Regions from separate parts of the Homo sapiens genome. Here region 1 is linked to region 2. The links are chromatin contacts, found by Hi-C in ENCODE. All regions are on one chromosome and are shown on one strand. The core of a region is the stretch at or near the end of the contact, and the rest is flanking DNA. Distances in the headings are between cores, read along the strand shown.

Region 1 (7,356 bases), core at 3,844-6,343, 290 kb before region 2:
ATTTGGGAGTATAAAAGCAATTTTTCAAACTTAAATGGGCTATTGAATAATACTCGGTGAAGAAGGATCTATTTTAGAGGTTTAAAAACACAGATGAGACTGGGCATGAGGGGTAGGATGTTGGAAAGGGAGTTCTAGAGACTTCCTCCCTCAACTCTCCTTCCACAGCCCCTGAACACCCACTCCCCAAGTACTCAAAGAGCCGTGTTGAAAAACCACTGATGAAAACTAAAGGAAATTGTTCCAATAGTTACCACGATTTAACTACCATTTGCACATATTTGCACAGAAAAACCTCTTTGGGGAAAGTACAAAGTACGCAAGTGCCATAGAGGAGGTCAAAAAGTGAGTTACTGGCTTAACAGACATCATATTAAAATGTTTTGCATTTTAAGAAAGTTTGGGGAAAAATTTAATTACTTTTCTCTACCTGTCCAAGACAATATGAAGTTGACTGTGCCCTTTCATAGCTAACCCACATAAACGCAGGACCAAGGTGGGGTCTTACCAGAAGATGGCCATTAAATTCACCAGGGGCCAGGCCAAGAGAAGGGATCTCCCAGCACAGGTGCGGCCTTTCCCAACTTTGTCCACACCATTGGCTGTCCACAGGTTGTTCAGTGGTATTTTATTTTTTAATCCAAAAGCATTTTCTATACTTAGAAAGATAATCAAGCCGGATCTCTGTCAGTTTGTTTCTTAGATGCTGTGGGAGCAGCTGTACTCATGGAAAGATACCAGTTCTCCCTGTTCCAGGGCAAAGCAGGCCTAATTCATCTCTATTACCCTATACACATGACACAGGGGATAGACGAGCGTTTACAAAATGTGTGCTGAGAGAAGCCTGGCTCAAGAAGGTGCTGCACACACTTTATGAATGGCAGCAAATAGCTATGGACTGACTGGTCTATTGAGTATGAACCATACTTTACCTTTTAAAAATACTGCTTTTACAGAGAACCATTAATACATTTATTATCTATCTCTTACTTCAAAAACATTTTGAGGAACTGAACAAAGACTAAAAAATGCATGACTTATAAAAATATTAATATTTATAGAAGTTTTACTTAGGAGAGACAAACTAAAAAATATATAACCTTGAATTAGAGGGATATAAAATACATTTCAACCTTAGTTTTTATAAGTTTTTTTAGCCTTTAAAGCAGAGGTTATTTTAAATTTCTTTTCTTAAGATTTTGTTCATACCACTTTTTTTGATAGATTGTGGTTAAAACTGAAAAACTATAGCCTACAAACTAAATCCAACTTAGAAAACAAAACCAAACATATCCCAACTAGAGGCCAGCAGGTCTTCTATGTAAGTGATGGACACACTTCCCATTTATCTCTGGAGAGTAAGAAGGTGATCGATTTTGTCAGCAGTGAAACTGCTTTTTTGACAATTTCTGCCTAATCTGCCTTAGACTTCTAATATAGAAACCACCATATCTTCTGGGTTATTTTACAAATTTAATGCTCAGGTGGACTTGCATTTTAAATAGTTATAAGCCTGATGAAGGATTCCCAGGCACTGTGGGCACAGCACTCAGGGACTTCCCACTAGTCAGAAGTACTTGGGGAGACACCAAAGCTACAATGAGATCAAAGATGCCTCATGTGGAAATCTCCCTGTGACTTCACTGATTCATGAGACAATGCTAAAACTCTTCAGTGGAACTTATGAAATGAAAAGAATTTTGCAGGAAGCATACATGAAGAATAATCTAGATGCAGAGCTTAGGGCACATTGAATATAAGAATACACGTTGAAAAAGTGTCTTGTGATATAAGATGACTTTTTTCCTGAAATTTTTTTAAATGTTTTTTACCCTATGTCTGTGTATCTGAAGATTTTTATGAAACAATTAGTTATCAGATAAAATCATTTTTCTAGATATCACCTCTAAAGGCATTATCAAACTAACACTATATGGCCCATTGGAAATGTGACAAACACCTGCTTGTTTTTATAGATTTTTAGATTTTCTAATATAAGTATCTATATGTACAAATCTGAAGATTCTGTGTGGAAACTTCTACATATGAGGACTTGGAAAAATTTATTTGAGTAATTCTTCTTTTAGTTCAGTAATGTGCTCATGCTGTCCAGTTTTTTGAAACCAAATCAAGGAGTTATCTAAAAGCCCAAAACAGGAGGCTAGGTGCAGTGGCTCATTCCTATAATCCCAGCACTTGCGGAGGCTGAAGTGGAAAGATCACTTAAGCCTGGGAGTTCAAAACTAGCCTAGGTAACAGAGTGAGATTCCCATCTCTATAAAAAAAAAATAAAAAATTAGCTGGGTGTGGTCGCATATGCCTATAGTCTCAGCTACTCCAGAGGCTGAAGTGGGAGGATCCCTTGAGGCCAGGAGGTTGAGGCTGTAGTGAGCTGTGATCATACCACTGCACTGGGTGACAGAGTGGGACCCCAGAACAAAGTTTATATTCTCCTACAATATTTACTAAGCATCTACCATGTGCCGATCACTCTTCTAAATATTTTATTCACATTGTTTCATTTAATCCGGAAATTGCAAAAACAGCAATTACTTTTGCACCAACCTAATACATCAACTAGTCTGTATTAGCCCCATTTTATAGATGAGGAAACTCATGGAGAGGTAAAGTAAATTGCCCACATTATAACACAGACAACCTAACTTGCAAGCCTATCCTTGTAACCACTTGGCATCTGTGGGTGTTGACCCACCTTCTAAAGTTCTTGAGTGGAAGAATAGTTCATGATGTACTCCCTTCATCTTTCCTACCCTCAGCCTTCCTCCTTTCCCCAGGACCATCAGGCTTGCTGATGGGATTGCTCTTTGAGAATGAGGGGATAAATCTCATAACATTATATCAACAAACTAGATACCACCTTGGAATGTTTAAAATGTATTACAACATAGCTTTGTACTCAAATGGATTTTCTTAGGGTCCCTCTATGTTTCTTCACTCTCAGTCATTGACACTATTATACTATTTCAGTAGAAATAAGAAAGTGTGAATTTAATATAAACTGGCTCACAGGAGGAGGAGGAAGATGAGGAAGAGTAGGAGTAGCAGCAGAAGAAGGGAAAGAGGAAGAAGGAAGAAAAGAGGGAGGAGGAGGAGGAGAAAGAGGAGGAGGGGTGAGAAATCTATTTTAGTGTTTATACTGGAGAAAAAGCCCCAGTGAACCCTGGAAATTTACAGGATTCTAAGGATATTTCCACAGTTCTAAGATAGAGATGCTCCCTTAGGTGCCTGGGAGTAAGGGTCATGTATCATGGTAAATTTCATAAGTATTTGTTTGCAATTCCATAACTATAACAAGTTAATAGTCATCTTCATCTTTTGACATAAACAAAATTCATTTTTCATTGTTTCTGTATTCTTTTACAAGTAAATATAATGGTAGTGATGACAAGGAGGATGTAGGCCAAGTACAACCTCTTTCTTTAAAGTTTTCATGGATCTCTGCTAGTAATAATATATTAATATTTATAAAGCAGATTCTGTCTTTAAAAAAAGCCATAATTTTATTTGAAAAAATAACTTCTCATTTAACATTCAAATGAATACCAAGAGTGCTCACAAAGGCCTCAACTGACTTTAATGAGAACAGAAGTTTTTAATGTCATATAAAATAAATGACAATAATCACAGAATAATTTTTACTATTAACATCCAGCGAAACTGGAGCAAACATAATGCCTTTGTGAAGAAACAAACATTTAAATCCCTTTTGTTATAATACACAAACTAAAATTTACTTATTTTGACAAAATACAAATGTGGCAATTGGTCAACTATTTTTTCCACTTGAGTTGATTACTGTAGCATCAACATAAAAAGCGAGAGAGCTTCCAACCAGAGCCTGGAGGTGAGCTGAGGCCCAGTGCAACCTACATCATTCCACTCCCTTTTTATGGATAGTGGAAAAACTAGGCACCAAATTCAGATTATTAATTTGAACAGATTAATTGATTCAAGGTATAATACAATGCTCCTTTTTAGAGTGAGATGTGACAGGGAAGAAATATTTGTTGTTGCAGGGAGCTATTTCTTTTTAGTAGTTGTTTTTCCCTGAAAAAAAAATTGTCACACTAATGGTAAACATAAATGTCCTCAGATGTTTACTGTGGGAAGGCTTGTACCTAATTTCCTAAAAATTATGATAAAAACTAGTACAAGGCATCAGCATTCATTACTGACAGAAAACTTTAAAAAAAAATCTGTTTTCTATCTCAAGGGCCTTGGACTTACAACCAAATTAAAATAACTTCTATCACTTTCACTTTCTAATATTCCCAATGAATGTAAAAAGTATACAAAAATAATCTAGGAACTGAGTCTCTTAAACAAAGATGTTATTAAATATATAGATACAAATTTTTTCACATCATAAAAAGCCTTGCTTGGATGCAAAGAGCCATCTCAAAAGCAGTATGCAAAAAATGAAAAATGTTGCACATCTTTTGTGATAATGAGCCAAGCAAAATAAAAATTCAGCTCCTCCATAGATACATTTTTTTTTAGCAGACAGAAAGGGAACATTGTCTTTATAGGAAATGTTTTTAGCAGAATACTATAGATTCTATAAAACCCATTAAAGGGTTATTGGTGTCCAGGACAACAAATGGCTTCTGGTAAGAAAATAAAGGGCTACTCTTTCTAAATACTAACATAACTACAAAGATTAAGACAAAATAAGTAAAGGAAAATATGTTCCCCTTAAAAATTGAATGTGAGTGGTCTGCAAGGTCCGAAGAAGGACACAATGAGCACTCTTGTTGTTTATCTTTCAGGCTGAGCCCAGTTGGGTACAATGAGGGGTGGCAGAAAGAGCACAGTCTTGCCTTGAAAGCTGGCCTGGACTCTAGTCAGTCCCTCCCTGCAATTTCCCAGGGCCACTTACTGACCCTTTCTCAGCCTCTGTTTTCATATCTAAAACCTAGAAATGATGAAAACCTACCTTGGAAGGCAGTAGAGAAAACTAGATGAGACCTCGGTAATGTTTCTAGTATGGTTCTGAGAATCTCTCCAATAAATTTTAGTTTCCGATATGTAGTTCGCTGGGTTAAATACAGAGAATGGTAACTAGTTGTAATGCTTTTAAAAATAGAGACTTATCTTTGTCAGTGGCTTTTTCAGGGCACTTCACTTGGATCTCATGCCAAGGCCTAGACAATCTTTGTTCTGTTCTCTTTATGACATCACCACCTCAACAGTTATATTTGTAGGCAATTGCTCTCATCCAAAACATATTATCTTCATCTTTGTTTCTGACTTTTTTTGATAGCTGGACTTCTCAATTATTTCTTCTTTCATTATGCAATGTGCTCCATGTTTTACTAGATTCCAAGCAGATGACAGTTGTTTTTTTATGCACCACGAAGGAAAGGTTGATTTCAGTGGTGATGGAAAACCAAATGGTTGTGGAATCTTTTATAAAATCCAAAGAAAATAAATAAAGAATAGAGGCAAGAGCACCACGTGTTGGGTAAAAGCCTGTGCTTTGAGATACACAGATCAAATTTTAAATGTGAACTCCCCTAACTACTAATGTGGTGACCAGGGCAAAGCCATTAGACCTCTGTACACCAAGGACCCCCGTAAAATATGGAAAATAGCCCCATCTCAATCTTACAAGAGCAGCTGTAAGGGTTAGACAAGATTGGGTACATAAAGTCCTTAGCATAAGACCTGACACATAATCTGCCTGTGGGAAATCATACCTATCATTATTATCACTCAGATTAAATATAAGATTTTTAAAAATTAGTACTTAATCTTGCATGTCTTATCTATGACATGGCAAAACTGCAAGCCAGGATGATGTCAACAAAGAAGCACTTTATTTTTCTCCAGTGACTAAAAAGCTTCTTTATGAGATTTTGTGCATCAAAATATTCTTTGTCTTTCATGATATTTCATAAATATTGAAAACAGAGATGGAGCAGGTAAACAGATGGCCATACACCTCAATTCTTCCCATCTCCCTGCCTTCAGACATTTACTAAGTCATCAGCATTTTTCTAGGCTGGGTATTGTTTGTGTACAGTGTGAAGAGGAAAGTACACCCGTTGGTTCTACCTCCAACATAGATGCCAAATCTCTCTTCTGCGTCTTTCATTCTTATTGCCACTCCCAGGATGAAGCCTTATCATAATTATCAGGACTATTGACTCCCTAACCAGTCTCCCCTCTTCCACTTTTGCCTGCCCTTCAACCTATTATCTCCCAGCAGCCAGAGCAATATACTAAAAATGTTTACCTGATTTGGATACTCCTATAGAGGCCCTTCAGGATAATATTCCAACCCCTCACTTTGCCCTGTGGACAGCTGTGTGACCACCCTCATATCTCACATAATTTCCCCAGGCATTTTTCTCCAGTCACATCAGCCTTCCCTGAGCCCCTCCCTCCAAAGGATCAAGCTATACCCACCTTAAGCCTGTTGTCTTCTCAGCCTAGAAGTTTCAGGCCCCTGGTCTAGAAATGCTGCTGCTTCTCATCCCAGAGCTCAGGTTTAAATGTTATCATTAAATGTTACCTCAGAGAGGCTCTCTTGGATGACACCTCTCTAACCCTGTAACATCTTTTTCTCCACATGGCAGCCTATCTCTCTTCCTTTCAGAAACACTAATTATAATCTGCAATATCCCATCTTATTTTATCATCTGTCATTAAGCCCCAGGCAAGAGGGACCCTGCCTGTCACATTCTCAATTATGTTCTCTACAAGGGTACTGCACATAACAGGACCTCCAGGAATACCTGCTGAGTAAATGAAAAATCAAAGCATTTGCAGAAGCAGAAGAAAAATTATTTTATATTTTCTTATAGTAAGGATTAGTGAAATGTAATTTGTTAGTAAAAATGCATTTTATGATAATCAGGAGAGCATGTCGTGTATACATACTTGGTATTAGACACAAGCAACAAATCACTGAACAGAAAGAGATGCCGCTTCTGCTTCCTCCAAACTCTTCTGAGTTGTCCTGAGCTATGGATTAGCAGGGTTCATTAAGAACCTTCCAATGATGTGGTTTTCTCATTGTAGGTGTCTATCACAAAAAAAAAAGTGCTTTCCTGCACACATCAAATACTAAAGAACAAAAAGTCAGTGGTCAAAAAACAAATGATAGCATTTTATGCCAAATTTCAAGGGTGATACAATGCTAAAAATTCTGGTCGATCTATCACTGCTGGCAGAAGCCACATGAAAAGCATGAAAAGGAATATAGCCAGCCCCTAGGAGCAAACTCCAGCCCTACGTGACAGCTTGCAAGGAAAGGGGACTTCAGTATACAACCTCAAGTAACTGAATTTACCCCAAACTTTGAATGAGCTCATTAGCAAATTCTTTTCC
Region 2 (7,297 bases), core at 3,434-5,933:
GCCAAGATTGCACCACTGCACTCCACCCTGGGTGACAGAGCAAGACTCTGTCACAAAAAAAATAAATAAATAAAAAATAAAAAGTGTTCCCTCAATAAAAGATAAGCAACTTTTGGGAAATGCCTATTGATGCAGACTCCCAATTAAAGAAGTTAACATTCTAAGGGTAGGAGGCATATAAATGCAAGTCCTTTAATTTCATAGTACTGTATTACAGAATTACTGTAATTACTGTGTGTGTGTGTGTGTGTGTGTGTGTGTGTGTGAGTGTGTGTGTTTATTAACGGCAAGAGTAAAGAATATGGAGACTGGTATAGTCTAGTTTAAATTTCCAAAAGTACCAAAAGCATAGGCTAGAAATCTCTTTGTAAATTTTCTGACACTAAACAAATGTTGTCTGTAGCTAGTATGACCTGCTCCAAAAACTCAGAGAATGAAACAATTGTACATATTTCTTATTTTATCCTAATCATTCAATCAAAAAAATCTTTTTAATAGATAGCCCAGCATACCCTCTTAAACTCTACCCCATCTTTTCCCTTACCCTGACCTTCTTTTCCCATTTACAGAGAACCTTCAGGGATCGTTCAATCCTGAATTGGTCAATCCTTGCCCAGAGACCAGGGGGAAAGGGAAGTGAGGTCCAGTCAGCCTACTATCACCAGTTTTTCATTGCCACGTGTCACTGTTGAAACTTGGTCTTGTCAGTTCCTCAGACCCTTTCTGGGCTGGTCCAAGCCTCTGCTCTGGCTTCAGGGATTCCTCTCACTTGGATTCCTGGAGTTCTCTTTGTTCACAATGTCTTGTTCAGTCATTATTCCCCAAAAACTTGATACTACATCTGGGCCGCTGGAGGCCGAGAGGCTTCTTGCTTAAATAACAAGCTATGTCACACCAGTCCTTCCCCATAACAACACCTGGAATCTTAAGTTTAGCCTGGATTGTCCAAGGCCATCCACTTTCTTAAAAAAACAAACAAACAAACAAAAAGAAAACTTTGTACCTAGGCATGCTATTGTCCTTTTTTGTTGCCACGTGTTGGTCAGAATCATCCTAGTCTTCCCTGACAGGTCCCTCTAACTCCAAATTTCTGGACACATGTCTTGGTCCCCATCTCACTGAGCTCCTGGGCTCCTCATGCAAACTACACATCAGGGTTTCTAAAGAATAACAATATGGAATGCCTCCTCATCCTATATTCACATAACTAGGGAAACCACTCTTAGTGGTTTCACATGGCTACTGTGACAAATTAGCAGCAATGTATTGGCTTAAAACAATACAAACTTACTCTCTTACAGTTCTGGAGATCAGAGGTCAGAATTGAGTCTTACAGGGCTAAAATTAATGTGTCTGCCGGTCTGATTCCTTTAAAGAAGGCTCAATTCTTTGCCTCTTCCAACTTTCAGAGGTTTCTGGAAATCCTTGGATCACGGCCATATTCAATTGTTACATGGTCTTCCATTCTATATCCAACCACCACTACGTCCAATCTCCATTTCTAAATTACATCACCTTCTCCTAAATTTAGCCCTCCTATCTCCATCTTATAAGAATGCTTGTGATATTTTAGGATAATCTGGCTAATACAGGATAATGTCCTCATCTCAAAATGCTTACCTTAATCACATCTGCAAAGTGTCTTTTACTACGTAAGGTAACAGGTCCTGGGGACTGGGATGTAGACATCTTTAGGGGCCCACTATTCTGTCAACCACACCACTCAAATAATTCTTTTCACAGCAAAGATTACTTCAGGGAGACCTTCTGTTTTCACCCTAGGCATAGTGGGAAGAAGCAGAATTCAAAGATATGTCTCAATGGGCATTTCCTTTAAATTTCACATTAACCAGCATCCTGATTTGCACTTTCTTAGCCACATGGCAGAGGGAGAAAATGTATCGAATGTATCAAAACTGCAGTTTTTGTATCCAGTAGGTTACTAAATAACATATAATTAGAGGAAACTATGATCAAAGGCATGATTAGAATATAAAATTCAAAATGTGCCCTTTCCATGGTCTATCCTGGGCCTCTCCTACTTATTGCTTGGTCTTCTGAAACCCAGGAATCAGACCATCCCTTACAGGTCTCTGATTGGGTTCAAGCCTGTCTACCTTTGAAGGACAAACTGCTAAGTAGGTTAAACTATTTCAGTTGGGCACCAAAGACATACTACCACGAGTTGTACCGAGCAACATGCCTATCTCAAAGGTTTCGCTGACTTTATATTTATTTATTATTTTTTATTGACAAAAATTCCATATATTTATCATATACAACATGATGTTTTGAAATAATATATACCTTGTGGAATGGCTAAATCAAGCTAATTAACATGTGTGACTTTATATTTTTGTCTTGGCTTTTCTCAGAACAACAACAAAAAAATTTAATGTTAACCAATTAGAATACCCATTCCTCTTAAGTATTTTATGCAATCCTAACTTCAAACATAACCAACAATAAAAATAAGGAGTAACATTTTTGGTCATTTAATATAAGCATTTATTCATTGGTAACTTTATTGGAAAGTACCCAGAATACTAGGTTGAACTAGATGAAATTGCTAATATTTGCCCAGTATTTTGATAATTTCATATGACTCAACTTATTATAGAGTCTGTCAATGATGGCATTACAAACTCCAGCAGCATTCACCTGAAGCTCTACAAGGAACAATTGATGACCTTCCAAAATACATTCCTTGCTCACCCCCAACTCCACTCCCAGGAATATGTTGGTGTGTTGGGTATCTTCTGTTTGCCTGCCCGCACCCATCATCCACCCTATCCTTTGATCCCAGGAGGCTGACCTGTATGGATTGTTCTGGCCTTATGGCATCCAGTTGGGATAGAAAAGCAGAAGATCAGAGGACAAGAGGGCAGCAAGATAGCAGTGTTAATCCACCCTCCTCCTACTCCCCTGGGTCATCCCTGGTTATTTGCAGTCCTTTCTAAAGGTCACAGCTCTTGTCAGACACTCTACAAACGGTTGCCCTTGGAGTTCTGTTAATTTCTCTTTTCCCTTGCTTCTTCAGTTCTAGGAGATGTAATGGCTCTCTGGTGTTGCTAGTCCTAGGGTTCTAAATAATCTCTTATTTTTTGTTTCTTTGATCCCTCTCCTGTACTTTTATAAATAATCCTTTCACCTCATTTTAGCTTACCTTCTATTTTCTTCAGAAATCTTGACTGAACCCAAGAGAAGTTTTCTAAAATAGTAACTCCCACACGTGAAACTGCATTTCATTTTGTGGGTACCATTTCTCCAAGCACCTCTGGACTCAGATAGAGGGTGAGGGATTGTGAAGGATATTCTAGGCGGCAGACCCAGCCAGGACTACACGGGAGTTAATGAGCCTTCAGATGATTCCAATTCTGAGCCTTCAAGTTTTCTATCTGAGACCCCACAGGTAGTGGGTTAGAGACTCTGCGGTGTGGTACCCTATCTGAATTCCTGAACTACAGAAACCATGAGAGAGAAAAATTTGTTTTAAGCCACTAAATTTTGGGATAATTCGTTACATGGTTACATAGCAACAGAAACTACTGTACTTGTCCTCTCTTGTGTCTATCATCTGAGGATCTCTCAACCTCTTTCTCTCTCCCTCATCTCTGATGCCTGTTGAGAATAGGAGGCACCAGCATTCGATGAGCCCAATCTTACATCAGACCAGGTTGACTCATCTCTCTTGTTTTCTAAGTCTTTCTGAGCAAGGCTTCACGGTATAAAACAGTGATCAAGTGTCCAGAGTCTGCAGCTGAACTGCATGGCTTTGAGTACTAGCTCTGCCACTTGCTAGCAGAGAAACCTTGGCTAATTATGTAATCTCTACATGCTCCAGCTTCCTCACCTGTAAAATGGTAATAATCACACATATCTGATAGGATTAGTAGGAGGATTAAATGAGTTATTACTTGTAAAGGTCTTAGAAGAGTGCCTGGAATACAGAAAGTGTGACACAACTGATGAATAAAATAATGCAGGACACATGCAGTGTGCCGGAAAATGACCATTATCCTCACAGGCAAAGCAGAAGAATAGGTTCAACTCACTGAATCCAGAAAACCTTATGGATGGCTTAAGAACCTAGTCTATTCTGAAGTATTCTAAGGCTTTTTATTTAGGATAACACATTAGTTACTTGATATAAGCACTTGATGTAAATATATAAACATAGAGATTTGCTAGGGTCACTTTTCCTGTGGCTTCTGAAGTATAATTTGAACTTTTTTACATAGACTAGAACTTTCTTCCCTGCTCTCTACCACAGGTACGTCTTGAGAATTATACATGAGGTCTGGAATATCAGCCAGGATGCCAGCAGGAAACACATGGCACTCTCAAACTGGATAATTCAGGAGAGTTTAATTAAGGAACTATTTTTAAAAGGTGGCCATGATTTAAGAAAGCCAATAACAAAGAGTAGTACAGCCAGCAATGGCAGGGAGCCATTACCTCCCACAGGCCAGATGGCAGGAAAAGCTATATGGAGAGAACTATCTTAAAGGGACTTTGGCAGAGGAACTCAGCCAATCATGGATGGCCCAGCTGGGAGGTTGCCAAATGTTTGGTTATTTATTGCTGCATAAAAACCATGCCCAAACTTACTAGCGTAAAACAGTAATCATGTATTATGCTCACAATTGTGTGGGCCAGGAATTCTGGCAGGACACAGAGGGGATGGAATGTCTGCTTCCCAATGCTGGGAGCCTCTGCTGGGTTAGTTTGAACAGCTGGAGATGGCTGAGAAAGCTCGATGGGACCATATATCTTGGGCTTCAGTTCTGATGTTGGCTGGGTTCTTTGGTTCTTCTCCATGATACATCTGCTGGGGTTAGAATTTCCTGCAACCTGGTATTCTCATTCACATGTCTTCCACGGAAGGCTGAATATCTTGGCAATGGCCAGCATTGCTCTCTCCGTGTAGTTTCTGCCTAAGGCCAGCTTGTTGTGGCTCCCTCCAGCAGGGTAGCGAGACTTCTTATGTAACAGCTCAGAGCTCCAAGAGTGGGTGCTCCAGGAAACCAGGGTAAATGGGAGGTCCAAGGCTTCTTGTGATAAACTAGCCTCAGTAGTTCCAAAATGTCACTTTCACCACATTCAATTGTTCAAGTAAGTCACTTAGGCCAGTCAAGGTTAAAAAGGAGGGAGGAATTAGGTCCTGCCTCTCAATGGGAGAAATAGCAGAGAATTTGCCACCATGTTCAGTCTAACATATCAGGTTAGTAAAACTCTGAGTAAATTCTCCTTCTGCCTTACCATCGCTTGCTGGTATTCCCTATTAACTAAGGCAGCCAATAGCCAGAGGGTAAAGGAGCTTGTTGATGTAGTCCTTACAGGTCAGCCTTCTGGGGCAGGGGCCCCCAGTGTTTTTGGCACCAGGTACCAGGTTCACGGAAGACAATTTTTCAACAAACTATGGGGTGGTAGGGAATGGTTTCGGGATGAAACTGTTACACCTCAGATAATCAGGTATTAGTTAGATTCTTATAAGGAATGGGCAACCTAGATCCCTTGCATGCACAGTTCACAATAGGGTTCCCACACTTACGAGAATCTAATGCCCCCACTGATCTGAGAGGAGGTGGAGCTCAAGTGGTAATGCTGCTTGCCCGCTGCTCACCTCCTGATGTGCAGCCCAGTTCTTAAAAGACCATTGATCAGTATTGGTCAGGGGCCTCAGGGTTGGGGACCCCTGTTCTGGGAAATAGGGTATCCAATGACTCCTAATCCCCAAATGCTTGTTTTAGGGCTTTCGGGCACTGTACCAGATTATGAAGCAGCGTATTCTTGATAACAGGAATGACAGCCAGGAGAAACCCATATAAGCCCTTAATTATCTACATTTGTATTCCCAATTATAATGCCTTTCTCTCTTGAAATCTTAATCAGTGTTTATTCAGAGCTTTCATTTGGGCTAGAATTTCATTCCTAGAACACACCCACCATTTGTGGTACTTCAATTTCCCAACTTCAAGAAAAATCTAAAGAGATTTGGATTTTCCAACATGTTAGTCTACGTCTGCTAGTATGATGAGGCTTAGAATGCAGTGCTCTTATACCCCAGGAATCTAGCAACATTGAACACTGTGTGCCCTCTTTTATTGTGAGGTCAGTTAAAAAATAACTAATTGTGTGTGTGTGTGTGTGTGTGTGTGTGTGTGTGTGTGTGTGTGTAGGGCAGGGAAAAGTAGAGTCTCAGGTAAAGGCCTTAAAAATCGTACTGTACATCCTCTTCTTTTTGGTTTAGTAGCTAATACCTTCTTCAGCAAAGTCTAGTAAAAGTAACATTCACATTTTATTTCTTCCAGAATCTTTTGCTAACCATTGAATATCTGTCCAGTGATTTTAAAAACATCTTGTAGTAACATTTTAAACTAAATCTCATTGTAGCTTTCTGGATTCCCCAAATCAGAAAAGCTTGTTTCTCCTGAACTATCCACATACTTCTAACAGCGCATAACGTAGTACACATTCATACCACAATAGAACTTCTGCTTCTTTGTCTTAGTCCATTTTCTGTTGCTATAATGGAATAACACAGACTTTACAAAGAAAAGAAGCTTATTTAGCTCATGGTTCTGGAGGCCAGGAAGTCCAGGAATATGGTGTCAATATCTAGTGAGGGCCTTCTTCCTGCATCATAACATGGCAGAGGGCATCACATCACGAGAGGGCAAGAGCATGCCAGTTCAGGTCTCTCTTCTTCGTTTTATAAAGCCAACACTCTCATCATGGGAGCCCCATCTTGATAACCTTATCTTTCCTAACTCCCAAAACCCTATTTCCAAATGCTATCAACCTATGAATTTGGAGATTAAGTTTCCAACTTATGAAATTTATGGAACACACTCAAACCATAGCATCCTTCAGGTGATTCTAAAGAGTGGGTGATAGAAATATTCTTATATAGGGGAGAAAAAGTAGTATCTTCTCCTCATCCATCACAAGGATTATGGCTGACAGTCTTATAACAAAAGACAGAGAAACAAATGTGTAACAAATTTATTTAATTTTTGCATAACATTGGAGTTTTCCAAAATGAAGACCCAAAGACCCAAGGAAAACTGTATTTTTATGCTAAGTGTGATGAAATAACTGGATAATTACGGAGAAAGATGATTGGACAAACAGGGGTATTACCTAGTTATAATAAACTGAGTGGGGAACTCAGCAAGGCCTGTCTGTTCAGATTTTTCTTGGTCTCTTTATATAGCATTCCTTTTCACCAGGTGTAAGGCAGGACACTTGTCACATTAAAGCCTTATGACCTACTTTTGTAAATAACCTGATG

Evidence for each region. Hi-C counts contacts between places; a loop is a spot of excess contacts on that map. Pooled maps may share reads with other maps.
Region 1: a loop to region 2 is called in a map of cardiac septum, with 2.0 times the contacts of the local background. The contact joins the promoter of LINC02502 here to the enhancer-like site in region 2. A Hi-C loop is called at or near these places in 2 of 168 maps with a recorded cell type or tissue (IMR-90 and cardiac septum) and 1 of 50 pooled maps.

Annotation. Positions count from the first base shown.
Region 1 is chr4:119,937,277-119,944,632 of GRCh38, reverse strand. LINC02502 (long intergenic non-protein coding RNA 2502) reads right to left here and starts at 5,093. Exons shown (of 2, transcript NR_121639.1): 1 at 4,958-5,093.
Region 2 is chr4:119,644,162-119,651,458 of GRCh38, reverse strand. No RefSeq gene overlaps it. Among named protein-coding and RNA genes, the nearest start is that of PDE5A, 19 kb to the right of the region's middle. Within about 2 kb of position 4,683, at least 5 of the 41 ENCODE cell types and tissues checked have a DNase peak (open chromatin) inside an H3K27ac peak, as active enhancers do.